Regions from separate parts of the Homo sapiens genome. Here regions 2, 3 and 4 are each linked to region 1. The links are chromatin contacts, found by Hi-C or POLR2A ChIA-PET in ENCODE. All regions are on one chromosome and are shown on one strand. Each heading gives the region's core, a stretch centred on a gene start or an enhancer-like site at or near the end of the contact. The rest is flanking DNA. Distances are from core to core; before and after follow the strand shown. Region 1 overlaps ARHGEF33 (Rho guanine nucleotide exchange factor 33). Region 2 has its middle 20 kb from the start of LINC02613. Region 3 holds the start of CDKL4 (cyclin dependent kinase like 4). Region 4 overlaps MAP4K3 (mitogen-activated protein kinase kinase kinase kinase 3).

Region 1 (2,700 bases), core at 88-2,587:
CTTACAATGGAACAGTGGGTTTAGGAGATCAAAGAAATCCCTGTCCAGATCAGAGGGGAATTTGGAGGGGTAGCTACGGGGTATACTGACTGGGAGAAGACCATAAACCTGATGGAGAAAAACACAACTGATTGTACTGAAAGTGTAAAATGCTGCACCAGCCAAAGATCTAGGTGCAAAAGATTTCTTCCTACCCAGTGGTTGTAAATGACTTTGTGTAATAGTCCTGGTGTGACCCTGGAAGATATTAGGGCACCATGGGAAGATCTGACTTTGTGAAGAATTGTCCATATATGTATATAAAATGTCTTGGATTATCGATTTCCTTTTTCTTTCCTTCATTCCCCTTCCTCCCTCCCTCCCTTTCTTCCTCCCTTCCTCTCTCCCTCCTTCCCTCCCTCTCTCCTTCCCTTTCTTCCTTCCTTCTCCCTTTCTTTCCAGAGAGCTGCATTCTGCTACACTGTGGTCAATGTACTTGGAGAATGGGAGAGCTGGTACCAATCTCCTCCTGGACTGCCCACCGGGATGACTGTTTGAGATTTCAGGGTGGGGTTGGAGAAGGCTAAGGCCTCCATCAAGCATTGTGGAAGCACATAAGTTACATGAAAAACAATGACCTACAGTGGATTCTATACGAAACATTGAAAACGGGCTTTAAACCTTTTAAAAAAATTTAACAAGGGTATTATTTGAAATTAGGGAGGAGTGTGAAATCAGAAGACAGACAGCAAAGGGAGAAAGATGGCAAGTACAAGCCACACTTAACCTGTTTCACTCTTTTGCCTGGCGCCAGACCTGACGCCCAGAAGCAACTTTTTCATGAAGACGAAGTATTCAGAGCTCAGCTTTTTTTTTTTCCTATTCCTTACTGGGATGAAATTTTGGCAACATTAGTAGTTTATTATTTCTAAAGCCTTCAAAGTTTTTATCTCCTAACAATATAGTACTTAATCAATGAGGGAAATACACTAAAAGCAAGAAAGAAAAATCCAGTTATAGTTTGAGGTTAATAATGTAGCTTTTGTCAGCCCAGAATGAGGCCAAAATAACTCCTGAGCTTGGCAGTAGCAGGTTCCCGCCACCCTGGATGGGCATGATCATTAAACGTGTGCCACCTGGTGGTGATCTGTAGCACGAAGCTTGTTGAGCTCTTGGTGGACACAGCACTGGAGTTTAGCTTACAAGGCTAATTGACAATCCTGCTGAGCTGATCACTGCTCCCTCCATAAGTGTTCAGACAGAACTGTGATCCTGAGGCTGTGGCTCTACCTAGGTGAGTCAGAGCCAAAAAGCCCAGAACTCCAACTTCTGTGATCCTTCGACAAATGACAGCCTGGGCAACAGAGCAAGACACCGTCTTTATAATAAACTGAAAAAGTAGCTGTTAGTGGTATGATGTATAAGAGCACAGGGTGGCTCATGCCTGTAATCCCAGCTGGGGATGCTGAGGTGGGAGGATCACTTGAGCCCAGAAGTTTGAGGCTGCAGTGAGCTGTGACTGGGCCGCTGCACCCTTCTCCAGCCTGGGCGACAGACAGAGACCTTGTCTCTAAACAAAACAAACAAATGAATCATAGCCCTCAAGTTCTGCCCAGGTTTCAGCCAGCAGCAATGTGCCCCTGCAACTTCCAGCCCTTTCAGCCAGGGGCACGGCTGGCTTCAAACAGGCTGAGGAAGCTCTTGAGTGACTCACTTTTCTTTAGGAAAAACCTAAGGTTTTATTTAATAGGTTGGAGAAGATGTGGCCACCTCAGGCTTGAATGTCAAGTTGTACTTGCAGTGGAGGTTATTTGCATCCCAACTTACTTTCCAATGGGGTAAAAAGTGCTGAAGGTTTGTGGTTTGTGATGGGAAAGTTAGTAAATGTTAATATACTTACTTTCATCTTTGCATGGAGAAAAATGCCGATAGTAAATGTTAATATACTTATTTTCATCTTTGCATGGAGAAAAATGCCGATAGAGAAAAGGAACAATTTCATTCTGCTTTGTATTTCCTTCAGCTGGTCTATTTAAAGTACACACAAAGGCTGGGCACAGTGGCTCACACCTGTAATCCCAGCACTTTGAGAGGCTGAGGTGGATAGATCACTTGAGGTCAGGAGTTCGAGACCAGCCTGACCAAAATGGTGAAACCTAATCTCTACTAAAAATATAAAAATTAGCTAGGCATGGTGGTGTGTGCCTGTAATCTCAGCTACTCAGGAGGCTGAGGCAGGAGAATCACTTGAACCCGGGAAGTGGAGGTTACAGTGAGCCGAGATAATGCCACTGCACTCCAGTCTGGGCAACAGAGTGAGATCCTGCCTCAAAAAAATAAAGAAAGAAATAAAGTACACACAGAGGTTTCAGGAAAGCTTTAAAGAAGAAAGATAATGAGTGGAGGAGGATAATGAAAATCTAACCCTAAAATAGAAAAACGGCAGTACCACCAAGCTCAGAACCAGAGACTTCATATTCAGTACTAACGAAGAGGGTGGGGTTGAAGCTTTTCTCTGCTTGGTCCATGCAAAGAAAAAAGAAGGTTAGTCTAGCAAATAACTAACATGAATAGCATTATCGCAGATATCTTGAAATAACTATGATCTTACTTTCATAGAGGATTGTATGATAGCTTTAATTTTTCAATCTCGTAGGATTTGAGGGAGAGATCTACTCCTTCCTCCCAGTGATGGGTCATAAGAGAACAATTTAGAAAAAT
Region 2 (2,700 bases), core at 108-2,607, 410 kb after region 1:
CCATCTCAAAAAAAAAAGGCCGGGTGCTGTGGCTCACACCTGTAATCCCAGCACTTTGAGTGGCCTAGGCGGGTGGATCACAAGGTCAGGAGTTCAAGACCGGCCTGGCCAACGCGGTGAAACCCCATCTCTACTAAAAATACAGAAATTAGCTGGGCATGGTGGCGGGCGCCTGTAATCCCAGCTAGTTGGAAGGCTGAGGCAGGAGAATTGCTTGAAACCAGAACACGGAGTTTGCAGTGAGCCGAGATCATGCCACTGTCCTCCAGCCCGGGGGAAAGAGAGATACTCCATCTCAAAAATAAATTAAAAAAAAAAAAAAAGGTTAAACCCCAATAGTGTCTTTCTTTTGAGTGAAAATGTTTTTAAAAATTAATAATTCATAGAACTTGCATAACGAATAAATATATAAATGCATAAAATATAGCTAACACTGGTGCTTACTATGTACTAGGCATATATGTTATATATGTACATAATTTTGTATATTATACATGCATATGATTATATGCATACATACATTTATATGCACTTACATTAAATATGTAAAACACACACGTATAAATATATATGGTGTATCAACTCATTTAATTCCTGTCAACAATTCATGACGTGAGTTCTAAGTAAATTATTTGCATGTGCAGATGAGGTAATGGGGTTATATACGGGGTTAAATAACGCACCCAAGGTCATTAAACAGGATTTGAACTCAGCAATTTTGGCTCCAGAACTCATGCTCCCCGCTGCCTGTATCCATGCGGGTCTGTATTGTCGCCAACAACTTTCCCCACCACAGTTTAACTTTTTTTTTTTTTTTTTTTTTTTTTGAGACGGAGTCTTGCTCTGTTGCCCAGGCCGGAGTGGAGCGGTGTGATCTCGGCTCACTGCAACCTCCGCTCCCAGGTTCAAGCGATTCTCCTGCCTCGGCCTCTTGAGTAGCTGGGATTACAGGTGCACGCCACCAAGCCCGGCTAATTTTTGTATTTTTTGTAGAGACGGGGTTTCAGACGCGCCCAGCCCACAGTTTAATTTTTATTTTTGAATTGATTTGGGAGTGGGGGGTGGGGTGGAAACTTTTTTTTTTTTAACTGTCCGGCAATTTTGCTGAAGCTACCTGTCCAGGTTGGCCCCGGGGCGTGCCTCTTGGCACCGAACTGGGGCGCCTGAGCCTCGGCAGTGCGGGCGGTGGGTCGGCTCGGGTGACCGGTTACCCCCGGTCTTGGGTCCTTTGCACCGCGGCGATCCGACCGCCTCAGAGCGGCGCGCAGGTAGCCGTGTGGCGCCACCTGGTGGCCGGAGCCCCAGACTCGATCCACAGCAGCGCGCGCCCGGGCCTTCGCGGTGGGAACGCAACCCTGGCTAACAGAACTGCGACCGCTCCGCGCACTCCCGGGGCGTGGTTGAGGACAAAGCCAAAGCCCAGGGTGGCGGGGAGGAGGTGGGCGGCCACAACCCCAAGGGAGATGGGCCTTGGACCTTAGCCTGGAGGATCTTCTCCGCTAAGGAGGGAGACCCAGGAGGCTCGCTCGCGGTCCGCGCAGCCCAGGCCTGCCACCCTGACCGCGCCTCCTCGGAGCCCGCAGCTCCACCTTTGATCAAGTGGGAATTAACTTGAGAAAGGGGTGCTGCCTAAGGACTTTTAAAACGAACTCTTTAACATTTCCAAGTACTTACCCTTCATGTATGTGTGTACATAATCTATGTCTATTTCTTTATATCATCACTTATTTCCAGAAAGGGTATGAAAGCTGGAATGACGTCATATAATGCCATTTTTTTTTCCCTCACGACAGCCCTCTTACGCTTGTGAAGAACGCATGTGCTGACCCCCAGAGCCTGGTCCTGCCGAGCTGCTCCCTGGTGCTGGGGAAAGGTGGCACAACTGTAGAGACAGAAGAGTATTTTGGGGGCCTGGCAGGGGGCAGAGTGTTCACGGTGGTCCAGAAGGTGCAGCCGCATCAGGGCAGGAGGCTGGGAACCGCTTTCTCTCGCCCATAAACCTGCCAAGGAGATCTGGAAGGCCTGCGGAACGTCCTACCTGTACCAGGTGGGCCGGCGGGACTGCATTTGCTACCGGACCAAGAAGGCAAATCTCCCTGGTAGGTGCTCCCTTTCCTAGTGTCTGCACAGCTGCAAGCTAAGGAAGCTCTTCGCTGGGTCCTGCAGCATACAGGCCGCGGGTGAGGTGCAGTCGCCTCCTGTCACAGGCAGCAGGGCTTCCGTGCCACAGAGGGAGGGCAGCCCCTCCAAGGCAGGGCCTCACCCCTCATCCAGACCTGTCTGAACATTCTGCAACGAACGCCCAAGTCCATGGATGCTTCCCTGGCCAAGGCCTGGACCGGCCTCTCTTGGACTTTATGAGTACTGTGTTATTGTGCGTATGGGCACGCCTCCCCATAAAGGGTGAGGTCATCCACTGAGGAAGAAGAACATTTCTCAAAATTGCGCCTGAGATCTGAGCAGGGAAACTTGAGCAGGACTGAATCTCTAGGCAGCTACTACAGTGTTTCCCTCTGTGGGCATTTGATAGATATTTGGTGCTTGCTTCTCTTCTGCTCCCACATAAAACCTCAAGATTCCATCCTCCAAGGAGTCGGTTCCGCCTGTCACTTCACTCCAAGCTCAGCTTCAGAGATAAGGCTTCAGAAGAGAAATGCGTCTTCCCACATATGGCTCTGTTTTGAACTTAAAAACAGATTT
Region 3 (2,700 bases), core at 35-2,534, 300 kb before region 1:
GCTTCAAGAGTGAAGCTGCAGATCTTCGCGGTGAGTGTTACAACTCATAAAAGCGGCGTGGACCCAGAGTGAGCAGTAGCAAGATTTGTTGCAAAGAGCGAAAGAACAAAGCTTCCACAGTGTGGAAAGGAACCCGAGTGTGTTGCCACTGCTCGCTCGTGCAGCCGGCTTTTATTCTCTTATTTGGTCCCACCCACGACCTGCTGATTGGTAGAACCCAGTGGTCTGTTTTGACAGGGTGCTGACTGGTGTGTTTACAATCCCTGAGCTAGACATAAAGGTTTTCCACGTCCCCATCAGATCAGTTAGATACAGAGTAGCGACACAAAGGTTCTCCAAGGCCCCACCAGAGCAGCTAGATACAGAGTGTCGACTGGTGCATTCACAAACCCTGAGCTAGACACAGGGTGCTGATTGGTGTGTTTACAAACCTTGAGTTAGATACAGAGTGCCGATTGGTGTATTTACAATCCCTGAGCTAGACATAAATGTTCTCCACGTCCCCACCAGACTCAGGAGCCCAGCTGGCTTCAACAAGTGGATCCCGCACAGGGGCTGCAGGTGGAGCTGCCTGCCAGTCCCGCGCCGTTCGCTCGCACTCCTCAGCCCTTGGGTGGTCGATGGGACTGGGCGCCGTGGAGCAGGGGGTGGCACTCGTCGGGAAGGTTCCGGCCGCACAGGAACCCATGGAGGGGGTGGGAGGCTCAGGTATGGCGGGCTGCAGGTCCCAAGCCCTGCCCCGCAGGAAGGCAGCTAAGGCCCAGTGAGAAATCGAGCGCAGCGCCGGTGGGCTGGCACTGCTGGGGGACCCATTACACCTTCTGCAGCCGCTGGCCCGGGTGCTAAGTCCCTCATTGCCCGGGGTCGGCAGAGCCGGCGGGCTGCTCAGAGTGCGGGGCCCGCCAAGCCCACGCCCACCCGGAACTCCAGCTGGCCCGCAAGCGCCGTGCGCAGCCCCGGTTCCCGCTCGCGCCTCTCCCTCCACAGCTCCCTGCAAGCTGAGGGAGTGGGCTCCGGCCTTGGCCAGCCCAGAAAGGGGCTCCCACAGTGCAGCGGTGGGCTGAAGGGCTCCTCAAGTGCCGCCAAAGTGGGAGCCCAGGCATAGGAGGCGTCGAGACCGAGCGAGGGCTGTGAGGACTGCCAGCACGCTGTCACCTCTCAGAAGGATCAGGGCTGGGGCTGCCAGCGCCAGGGGAACCCGCTCCGGAAGCCGCAGTGCCCCGCGCGCCCTAGCGTTCCGGTTGCCCGGGAGACGCTGCGGCGGTTCCGCTGGCTCCGAAGTCGCTGGGTACACGGCGCCTCCTCCGAGCGACACGCGCGGGAGCTGGGGCTGGGGCTGTTCGGCGCTGCTCGAAGCTTCGTCACCGTCGCCCTGTGGGTGCAGTAAGTGCGGATTCTGCCGGTGGCGGGGGAACTGCGGGCAGCGTGCGGGGTTGATGGGGTGAGCCGCGAGGTCTAGACTGCGGATCCCAGTTGCAGGAACCAAGAAAAGTTCCCCGAAAGAAAAGCGGGACCGCCTTCCGCTTCGGTGGCCCCTGGAAGGGAAGGGGCGGATTCGAGGTGGCAGCACTGACCCGGTGAGGGTCCCTCGGGGCGGAAATGGTGCTGCCCAGGGAGTGGGCGGCGGCGGGGGCCGAGGAGCGCGCAAGGCGGAGGCCTACCTATGGCCGAGAAAGAGAACTGTCATTAAATGAAGAAGGCTGAAGACCAGAGGCCTGGAAATAAAGTGGATTTGTGCTTGACTTGCAGATCTGTTATGTGCACACACGAAATGTGATATATTTAAACAAAATTACTTTATCGGATTTTGTATAATTATGTGGTATTCTGGTTTTCTGGGGATGCTTTTAATTAGTCTGATTGTATTGTCAACTGGACAGGTTTATAAACAGGTGTGTGTACTTTTGAAATTCAATAATTCACTGTTATGTTGATAAAACAATGATTTAATGGCCCATTTGACTAATTAGTTTTATTAAATATAAATTCATGTTTGGTTTGGTTGAAAACAATAACAACATAGGAGGTTGTGACTTTACCAGCCTGTGGATTCCCTAACTGATATGGCCTGATCTTCAAAATCTCTTTTTCCTCGTCATTCCTTTTTTTTTTTTTTTTTTTTTTTTTTTTTTTTTTTTTTGAGACAGGGTCTCACTTTGTTCCCCAGGCTTGGGGGCGGTGGCGCCACCTTGGCTCGCTGACCTCCCAGGTTCAGCAACCTTGACCTCCCAGGTTCAGCGATCCTCTTGCCTCAGCCCCACAAGTAGCTGGGACTACAGAGGCAGGACACCACGCCCAGCAACTTTTTTTGTATTTTTAGAAGAAATGGGGTTTCACCACATTGGCCAGGCTGGTCTCCAACTCCTGGCTTCAAGTGCTCCACCCGCCTCAACCTCCCAAAGTGCTGGGATTACAGGTGTGAGCCACCACGCCCGGCCATCCGCATCATTCCTAATGCCACTGTTTACATGAGTTTCCTAAAGCTCCTAGATTAGAAAATGTGTTTTTTCACTCTTCTTTTTTTCTACCTCTCCCTTTCTTGATTTTTGTTTTCCTTCTTTCATTGTATTCCTTAGGCTGGCTTGAGTTCTCAGGACTTGATTTGTGATACAATCATGGAAAATAACCTACCTCCAAGTCTATTCTGTTTCTGTGTACATCATTTTGCAAACCCTTGAGACTAAGGAAATTAAATAGAAA
Region 4 (2,700 bases), core at 110-2,609, 320 kb before region 1:
ATTACAGGCATACACCACCATGCCTGGCTAATTTTTTTGTATTTTTAGTAGAGACGGGGTTTTATTATGTTGGCCAGGCTGGTCTCGAAGTCTTGACCTTGTGATCCGCCCACCTCGGCCTCCCAAAGTGCTGGGATTACAGGCAACGTGCCATGGCACCCGGCCTTTTTATTCTAATTTTAATAGATGAGCTAGTATGTCAGCACCAGTTTTGAACTCATCCTTTGTGCACTGATCTATAACAGTAGCTTTTTCATATACTAAGTTTGCCTACATATATTACGTACTCACTTTTATTTACATTTAGGAAATTTTCTGTATCAGCAAAAATCCCTGAAACCAAATGGTGCCAGAAGTGTTGTGTTGGTAAGTAAACTGTCCAATAGCATATAGCTCTCTGAGACTCCTCCTAAAATCTGGCATAAAACAGTACTACCCCAGGGCATTCTGCCAGCAATACTTTATTTTTCCTGCTTAAGTAGAACAAATTTCTTGGCTGTTTCATCTCTGTGTAGACTAAGCCTAATACATAGTACCTTGCAAATAATTTATTTGCAAATAAATGTTTATTAGCAAATAAATTATTTGCTAAACAAATAATTTATTGCCTAGGTAAATGGAGAAAGTTGTATGACTTTTTTTTTTTTACCACATTTTATCACACCCTGTTTTCCAAGGGTCCTGTTACGTACCATTCACCATTCTGCTTAGCAATGGCTTGTGAGATGGCATTTATTCCTTCAGCATGTATTTTTATGTTCACCTTCCTCTCACCTAAATTCCTCCCCCACCCCAATAACAATTAGTTGTTCTATTTGCATGTAGCCAGAGCAAAAAATGATTTCTTTCCCTTAAGTTACTATTATTATAAAAGGGACGATAAACACATGAGTCATTATACCACAAGTATAGTGTGGAAAGGACTCTAAACATAGGCTCACTGAAGAAGGTGGCATTTGGGCCAGGCCTCAAAATAAGGCAGATTCAGATTTGAACTGAATAGATGGAGAGTCATTTCAAACAGAAGAAATGACATAACATGTGGAGGCAAAAAAAAAATCATAAAGGTTACATAATAAATGCTGACTATTCGCTTAGCTGGATACAGATGATAGAAAGGAGAGTGGCAGATGAGTGTGAGCCATTGGCCTTGTGTGAGCATGTACTTATTACTGTGCAACAAGTAAGGAAGGAAGTCTTGTGCTAGAGCAGTAGCAGTGCAAATAGCAGGGAAGGAGTATCTGGGTGTGAAGGGAAAAGATGTCAGAGATGACTGAGGCCTCAAACCCAAAAGACTGGCAGAAGGGCAAGTGTTAACAGGAAGCGAGAACAGCTGGTTTAGAGCAAAAGAGGATGACAAGGTTGGGTTTAGACATGGTGGTTGAGTCTCTGTTAGAACTGCAGCAAATTTACTTGACTCTACCTGAGGACAAAGGGGCAGGTTTTTAGGAAAAGTTAATTATAGGAAAGAATTTCCTATATAGACTTCTCTGTTTTCTTTGGCGGGACAGTTTTGCTGTTCTCCTCCTCTGCCATTTAAATATTTCAAATCTATTTGAAGTGTGTGAACTTTACTGCTGTTCCCCTTTTCACAGTTCAGTTTTTTTATCTTTATTCCAAATATATTTACTTCACATATATTTACTTTACTTCTTCTGGTTTATAACCAGAAGAAAATTTCAAAATCTGAGGTAATTCAATTTTATTATTTGTAAACCAGTATTTTAAGGTTCGATTAATATCTGTGATGTTTTCTAGTGACCATAAGAATTGAATCAAAAGGGGGAAGATAGACAAGTGTTTTATTTTCAGAAACAAAACATTATTGCCTCTGAACATTACCACCAAAAGCACCTTGTGAACCACCCGAATGTGTTGTATCTTAGGAGTCTGACAACTTCTTCCCAAATTTACTTTGACCCTTTTATCAGAATGTTGCCACCTCAGGTAATTTTCCTACCATCATAAGACGAAAAGTCCTTCCTCTTACCCCACAGCCTCATTATAACCAGCAGTTTCATTTGTGCATACAAATAAAAATCCTGCAAGTTAAGAGGGCATTTCCTGCTATTACCTGAAACAGTATTTTTTTCACCCAGCCCTCTAATTAAGAAACTGAACTGGCAACCAGCTTTTGATTTTGTTTTATGTTTAGTTTGTTTAGTTTTGTTTGTTTTTTTGAGCATGCAATTATTGTCATAATGACTTTGTTTTATAAGAGAACTCATTTATATTTTTGCTTTGACAGTAAGAAATCCTTACACGGGCCATAAATACCTATGTGGAGCACTTCAGACTAGCATTGTTCTATTAGAATGGGTTGAACCAATGCAGAAATTTATGTTAATTAAGGTAAGCATAAAAGTCAGACTATCTTATTCTTACTATAAAAGCTTGTCAACCTTACTGTTCTTTAAAGAAACATTTTTTTCAGTTAATTTTCAAGTTAATTTAGTGATTTTAGATAATGTGGCAGGGTTGTAAAAATCTGCCCAGTTGTAAGCAACTTAATTGGCCTAGTAAAAGTTTTATAAGAGACTAGAGAAATAATGCAAGGGTATGGCGGTGGGGAGCTGGAAATAGTGTCTCACATACAGAGCCTGATGGCAGAAACAGGAAGTACTAAAAGATCAGTGAAATATTTTGAATACACTCTCTGGTTGACCTCCATCACAGCTGAAAACAACATACAGGTTGCAG

The links. Hi-C counts contacts between places; a loop is a spot of excess contacts on that map. ChIA-PET counts read pairs that join two places held with the same protein, here RNA polymerase II (POLR2A). Pooled maps may share reads with other maps.
Region 2: a loop to region 1 is called in a pooled map, with 4 times the contacts of the local background. The contact joins two enhancer-like sites. A Hi-C loop is called at or near these places in 2 of 50 pooled maps. POLR2A ChIA-PET finds 5 or more read pairs at or near these places in 2 of 52 experiments (CD8-positive, alpha-beta memory T cell and activated B cell).
Region 3: a loop to region 1 is called in a pooled map, with 8 times the contacts of the local background. The contact joins the promoter of CDKL4 here to the enhancer-like site in region 1. A Hi-C loop is called at or near these places in 33 of 168 maps with a recorded cell type or tissue (CD4-positive, alpha-beta T cell, CD4-positive, alpha-beta memory T cell, CD8-positive, alpha-beta T cell and 25 more), 18 of 37 single-sample maps with no recorded cell type and 20 of 50 pooled maps. POLR2A ChIA-PET finds 5 or more read pairs at or near these places in 4 of 52 experiments (MCF 10A, OCI-LY7, activated B cell and 1 more).
Region 4: a loop to region 1 is called in a pooled map, with 2.4 times the contacts of the local background. The contact joins two enhancer-like sites. A Hi-C loop is called at or near these places in 1 of 168 maps with a recorded cell type or tissue (mesothelial cell of epicardium) and 2 of 50 pooled maps. POLR2A ChIA-PET finds 5 or more read pairs at or near these places in 2 of 52 experiments (H1 and activated T-cell).

What each region holds. Positions count from the first base shown.
Region 1 is chr2:38,946,253-38,948,952 of GRCh38, reverse strand. All of the region lies in intron 10 of ARHGEF33 (Rho guanine nucleotide exchange factor 33), which reads right to left. All of the region lies in intron 2 of LOC105374471 (a long non-coding RNA gene), which reads left to right. Among named protein-coding and RNA genes, the nearest start is that of ARHGEF33, 58 kb to the right of the region's middle. RefSeq lists silencers at 1,036-1,155, 1,422-1,608, 1,431-1,725 and enhancers at 915-1,415, 1,416-1,916. Within about 2 kb of position 1,337, at least 4 of the 41 ENCODE cell types and tissues checked have a DNase peak (open chromatin) inside an H3K27ac peak, as active enhancers do; they include PC-3 and PC-9, where a contact is called at or near this core.
Region 2 is chr2:38,534,853-38,537,552 of GRCh38, reverse strand. No RefSeq gene overlaps it. Among named protein-coding and RNA genes, the nearest start is that of LINC02613, 20 kb to the right of the region's middle. RefSeq lists a silencer at 1,337-1,396 and an enhancer at 980-1,590. Within about 2 kb of position 1,357, at least 9 of the 41 ENCODE cell types and tissues checked have a DNase peak (open chromatin) inside an H3K27ac peak, as active enhancers do.
Region 3 is chr2:39,242,554-39,245,253 of GRCh38, reverse strand. CDKL4 (cyclin dependent kinase like 4) reads left to right here and starts at 1,284. Exons shown (of 10, transcript NM_001397900.1): 1 at 1,284-1,383.
Region 4 is chr2:39,264,855-39,267,554 of GRCh38, reverse strand. MAP4K3 (mitogen-activated protein kinase kinase kinase kinase 3) reads left to right here. Exons shown (of 34, transcript NM_003618.4): 27 at 308-366; 28 at 2,249-2,352. Among named protein-coding and RNA genes, the nearest start is that of CDKL4, 22 kb to the right of the region's middle. Within about 2 kb of position 1,359, at least 3 of the 41 ENCODE cell types and tissues checked have a DNase peak (open chromatin) inside an H3K27ac peak, as active enhancers do.